Regions from separate parts of the Mus musculus genome. Here region 2 is linked to region 1. The links are chromatin loops, found by intact Hi-C in ENCODE. Cell type or tissue: heart. All regions are shown on one strand. Each heading gives the region's core, and the rest is flanking DNA. Links, peaks and the distances in the headings are about the cores only. Region 1 overlaps Dlg3 (discs large MAGUK scaffold protein 3). Region 2 has its middle 21 kb from the start of Gm24061.

The links. Hi-C counts contacts between places; a loop is a spot of excess contacts. Peaks named below come from ENCODE experiments on the same cell type or tissue, not always from the same donor. Only the 100,000 strongest peaks of a DNase experiment are listed, where the experiment ranks them.
Region 2: a loop joins it to region 1, with 4 times the contacts of the local background. A loop is called at or near these places in 5 of 42 quality-filtered maps.

What each region holds. Positions count from the first base shown.
Region 1 is chrX:100,775,038-100,777,948 of GRCm38, reverse strand. Dlg3 (discs large MAGUK scaffold protein 3) reads right to left here. Exons shown (of 21, transcript NM_016747.4): 9 at 1,986-2,142; 10 at 1,468-1,570. Among named protein-coding and RNA genes, the nearest start is that of Dlg3, 8.8 kb to the right of the region's middle. In heart, for the core only: a CTCF peak has its summit at 1,241; a DNase peak (open chromatin) is centred at 818; H3K4me3 peaks cover 1,120 bases; H3K27ac peaks cover 769 bases.
Region 2 is chrX:101,119,046-101,121,956 of GRCm38, reverse strand. It overlaps a transcript of Snx12 not described here. Among named protein-coding and RNA genes, the nearest start is that of Gm24061, 21 kb to the left of the region's middle. In heart, for the core only: CTCF peaks have their summits at 471 (motif pointing right) and 1,194 (motif pointing right); no DNase peak of the experiment used is centred there.

The sequences.
Region 1 (2,911 bases), core at 264-2,763:
CCTGTTAGCACCAGGTTCCTCCTCCACAGAGCTTACAGGCCTGCAGGGCCTGGGTGTCCAAGGAACCCAGGCACTGCAGCCCTAAGGGGACAAAGGCCAGGATTACAAGAGGGAAGAGAGACGAAAGATGTCTGGTAAAGAATGAAAGCCTTGAGAAGACCGGGGACACAAAAATCCTAAACTAGTTGCTGGAGTTCCTAGGGTTAGGGAGAGAAACGAGCATGGGGGGGGGGGGAGATTTAAAATTCCTCTGAGGGATCGAGGGCAGCTGGGGACTCAGCAGGAAGGAGGCTGTGGGCTGCACTGAGGCTTTAGGACGAAAAGGGGCAACAGTTGATGGGTGAGAAGAAGTGATGGCACGGAGGTAAAAGCTAGACGAGGTTCAGAGGGCGCAGAGCCCCTTGCAGAGCAGTCGAGGAAGCCAAGGTGGCGGAGAAGGGGCCTCGGGGTGTACAGCGCAGGTTTTAGGGAAGAGGACAGAGATGGGGCGGAATGTTGGAAAAGAGGCTGAGAACAGAACAGTGGAGAGACTGGGGGGACTGCGAGGGGGCCTGGCCCCCGTCCGTCCCACCTCACCTGGCGCTCAGTCGGAGTCCAGGTCTAGTTGTCGAGAAAGCGCCGGCTCCGGCCGGTCCCTCTGTCCCGCGCGGGAGACCACGGACACAAAGCGGGGCGCGCGGGAGGAGGGGAGAAGGGGAGGAGGGGGAGGGGATAGAGGAGGAGACGCCAGAGGCGAGAGGGGAGGAGGGGCGCCCGTCGCCCTCCGCCTGGGTCAGAGGGCGGGGCGTACGGCTGGAGGCCGCGCTCGGCGCACCAATGGTTGTCCAGCTGGCTGGCAGGCTGGGGCGCGCCTTCGTACAGTTCACCTCCTCACCTGGGCCTCCGCTGGCCCGAGCCAATCAAACACCTTTGTTTGCATAACCGGCTCCGCCCACTCGCCCCTGCGGAGGGCCTACTAGCTGAGAATACAAAGATCTCCATATGGGTGTGATTCTATTCCTGAATCCCCCATCCCAAGGGCTCAGTATCACCTTATTTTGATGAAGGGAAATAAGTGGGACCTCCATGATCTCTTAGGAAATCGGATTTCTTACTCTCTGAAGTTCTTCTAACTGAGTTACTCTTTCCCAGGGCACACTATTCCCAACGACCGCCTCAGAGCCCTAAATTCCCCCCTCTGTCTTTCCCATTTGCCCTAAAATCTCTTAGTGGTGTTTCTCGTGGGCTGCTGCCCACTACAGGCTTCCTGCAGTACTGCATTCCTCATCTGCAAGATCTTAGCACTGCTTAGATTGATGCTCCCAAACCACCATAGCTACCACACTGTCTAGAGGGAAAAGGAAATAAGAGGTTACTGCACCAGAATATCGCGAACCTGGTCAAATGGCTTTGTTACCGACGGTGGGAGAAGTCAATGCTAAGCATACGTTGAAACTCATCATCTTTCTCCACCTTCCCTTCTCTTACCTTCAGGTCTATACTGGGCCACAATGGTGACTGACTGGCCAGCCCGTTTCAGAGCAGCCGCTGCTTGCTCGTGGGTAGCATTCCTCAGGTTGACTCCATTTACCTGTCCAAAGAGAGGAGTTGTGAGCTACCTCAAAGGCAAGAGAGAGAGAGAGAGTCCCCCCCGCCCCCATAGCAGTTATAAAGAGGATGTACAGCCTATCTCTCAGCCTATTTGGATTGGTCTTCCACAAATTCCATCCTGTCCCCACAAATTAGGCCTAAAGGATACAATACCTCTGGGGTAATAATTATTTTTGTGGGAGTCAAATGCCAATCAAAGTTAAGATCTAAAGACATTCATTTCTTCCTCCAGCATAAGTCTAGTCTTGTTCTCTTTTCCCTAAAGATATTTATAAAAACAATTTACATTTTCTTCAGGTCTCAGCCCTTCCCTCCGTCCCAAGAAACACTTTTTGGTGGACACAGGGACTCCCCTCCTCCCTTTTACCCATCCTCCCACCCGGACTTTGTCTCACCGATAAGATCCGGTCTCCCCTTCGCAACTCCCCACTTAGGTCTGCTGGGCCTCCCGCCAGGATGAAGGAAACAAAAATGCCTTCTCCATCTTCTCCTCCTACAATGTTGAAGCCCAGGCCTGTAGAACCTTTGTGCAGGATGATCTTGCGGGGCTCTCTGGAGAGAAATAAAAGAAGATAAGAAAAGGTGGAGTGGGCAGTCAGGAAAGGATGATAGGAACTGTTGATGCTGTGAGGACCAGGCCGGCACAGAACCCATACTTGCTGTAGGAAGTCAAGACTCTAAAGGGCTTCTCTAATGTGATGCCCTGTGCTTCCCCTTTGACTCCTGAAACTTGCTTGGCTGCTCTTTTATGCCAGGTGCCAAGTTTCAGTTCCTTGTCCCTCCTTCGTAAAGTCTCCTAGTCAATTTCCCAATGGGCATTCCTCAGCACTCTCAGGTCCACAAAAACGTCATCCAGAACTCTGGAGCCCAAACTTCACAGCCCACTCCCTCATTTTCTTCCCTGAGTCTTCTGTTCTAGTCAGCTCTGTGAAAGGCCCTGGACTGAAAGAGAAACCTGGTAAGGGCAGTGGAGTCACCCTGGGTTGATCTCCCTGACCATCCAAAAGCTACTCTCAACTATATGTCCCTTTCTACCTTCCCCCAACATGGCAGCCTCCACTGACCAATGGTGGTGTGGAAGAAGAAATAGATGAGGATGAGGAAATCCCAGGTCCCAAAATAGGTTAAACTTAAGAGAGGAGAATATATATATATATATATATATATATATATATATATATATATATATATATATATACATATATATATATATACACACACACACACACAGTGCCACCCGGTAAGTGGAAATTATCTGCATATGGATATCCATACAACTAGCCCGACTCCCCAGCACACTGTCCCATCCTGCCATCTTCAT
Region 2 (2,911 bases), core at 135-2,634, 340 kb before region 1:
GCCTGCTCATTGTACACAGACAAACAGGCAGGCAAAACACCTCCACACATAATTTCTTAACAAGGAAAGATGTGGTCTATGGTATTTCATCTAATTTGAAGCAATAACTAGAAAGTACTATTACACAAGAACAAGTTACTGTCAATTAAATGATCACACTAGACAATTTTACCATTTAGAATTTATACTTTATAAGTGTTGAAGGTTTTCTTAATTAAAACATTTATTGTTACTGTATGTGTTCATGCAGTGCATGTATGGGTGGCTGTGGCACAGCACGTATATGGAAGTCAGCTTATGGAATTGGTTCTCTCCTGTCAGGCCACAAGACTGACAGTGAATGGTAGTGCCTTTACCTACTTACCTTGTTGGCCCAAAGATTTTCTTTTATTTTCTTTTTTAATATTTATTTATTTTATGTGTATGGGTGTTTTGCCTGCGTGTATATCTATGTATCAAATGCAAGTTCAGTACACAAGGAGGCCAGAAGAGGGCATACTCCTGGGGCCAGAGTTACAGATGGTTGTGAGCTACGATGTTGGTCCTAGATCCTTTGGAAAAACACCCAGTACTCTTTTTTTGCTTTTGTTTTGTTTTTTGTTTTTGTTTTGTTTTGTTTTGTTTTTTGAGACAGGGTTTCTCTGTGTAGCCCTGGCTGTCCTGGAACTCACTTTGTAGACCAGGCTGACCTTGAACTCAGAAATCCGCCTGCTTCTGCCTCTCAAGTGCTGGGATTAAAGGTGTGCGCCACCACCCCCGGCTCATTAAGACTCTCTTAGGAATGGATATATGTCTGTGTATATTTGTTGTTGATAGTTTTATTGTTTGAGTCAGGATCTCATGTAGGAGGGGTTTGGACTCCCAGCAATCCTCTTGCCTGTACCTCTTGAGTGCAGATGTGAGTGCTACCATGCCCATCTTGGAAGCGGACATCGGAGGCATGTCATTTCTGTGTGTATCACAGAAAACAGTAACATGAAATAAATTAGCTAAGGTGTTAATACGGTATCATTATACTTGAAATCTGATACCTTGGATTACTATTGGACTCTGTCACTGTATAACATGTGTTGCAGTTAAGAAGTGGATGATTTCTAGGGAAAATTAAAGAAAAAAATAAACCCAAGTGTCTCATGGCTTTCTTTTGTAGCCTCATATTCATGCTGTTTTAATACTGTTGCTTTCTGTATCTTGCCAGAAGGTGTCAGGCAATGACAACTGCTGCCTGACCAGCAGAAACGCTAAGATTCCAGGAACTGTCTGATGCTTCAGAAAAATCCAGAAAACACAAACAAATGTTCATCTTTGGATGGAATTCAGTTGGTAGAGTGCTGACCTAACCTCAGAAGCCAGATGTGGTGGAACATGCCTATAGTCCCAGCATTTGGAATAAGAAGGCAGAAAGATAGAAGTGCAAGGTCATCCTCTGCTACATTGTGAGATTGAGGCCAGCCAATCTGAGCTACATAAGACTGTCTCAAAAAAGAAAGAAAGAAAGAAAGAAAGAAAGAAAGAAAGAAAGAAAGAAAGAAAGGGAAAGGAAAGGAAAGGAAAGGAAAGGAAAGGAAAGGAAAGGAAAGGAAAGGAAAGGAAAGGAAAGGAAAGGAAAGGAAAGGAAAGGAAAAGAAAGGAAAAGAAAAGAAAAAGCAGGGACCAGGGGAAATGGAAGAGAGGCTAGAGAGATGACTCAGTGGTTAAGAGCACCTGCTGCTCTTCCAGAGATTCTGAGTTTGGTGGCTAGCACCCATGGCAGCAGGCTCACAAACATCTGTAACTCCAGTTTCAGGGGTGTTGATGCTTCTGGCCTCTGTGGGCACCTGCCCTCAGGCGCGCGCGCGCGCGCGCGCGCGCGCACACACACACACACACACACACACACACACACACACACACACACACACACACATACACACACACACCACACACTCAAATCTTTTTAAAAGAAAGAGAAATGTGCATCTTTAAGTCCATTAAATAAATAATTACTATCATTTTGCTTTTCCTGAATCAACTAAATTCTTTTTAGCTAAATTTAATTGTGTTTTTTCTTTTGTAATCTACAGTCTCAGAAGACAGGTCTGCAGTTAGTTTCCTTTTTCTTTCCTCCTTGTTCAATGAATTCTGATCTCCAACATTCTAGTGGTACTACTCTGTTCTCTGTTCTTATTCACAGCTACTTAACAACCAGTAAATCTGTATTGCCCATTGAAAAAAATGTGTTACATAATCTTAGACAGTCTCTATCTTGCTGTCTGTTTTTTTCCTGTCTTTTATTTTTTTAAAGAAAAAAGTTATTGTTGGACGTGGTAGCTCACACCTTTATTCTTAGCACTCAGGAGGCAGAGACAGAAGCAGGGAGATCTCCATGAGTTTGAAGCCAGCCTGATTTGCATATCAAGTTCCAGACCAGCCAGTGCTATGTGATGAGACCCTGGAAGAGGAAGAGGTGGGGGGAGGGGGAGAAATTGATTTTGAAATATATTCGTTTTACACTTTTTAAAAATATTTATTTTATTATTTTATGTGTATGAATGTTTTTCCTGCATGTATATAGCTATACCATGTATGTTCCTAGCAAGTAGGCAGATTACTACAAAGCTGGAAAGTCTCTCTTATAGCCCTCAGATGCTGAGTTCTCTTCTAGGAGGTCAGAAGAAGGCACTAGGTAACCTAGAATTGGAGTGGTTTAGAGAGTTGTGAGCCACCCTGAGGGTGCTGGGCATTAAATCTGGGCCCTTTGTGAGAGCAACAAATGGTCTTAACCTCTGAGCCATCTCTCCAGCCCTAATGTTCTTTCTTTTGTGAAAAACACACCTGTCACCTTGACTAGAATATGAAATAGTTTATTTTATATGCAAATATCAATGAATATGGCCTGAAAACATAGATTTAAGTCAGCCACCCAAATTCC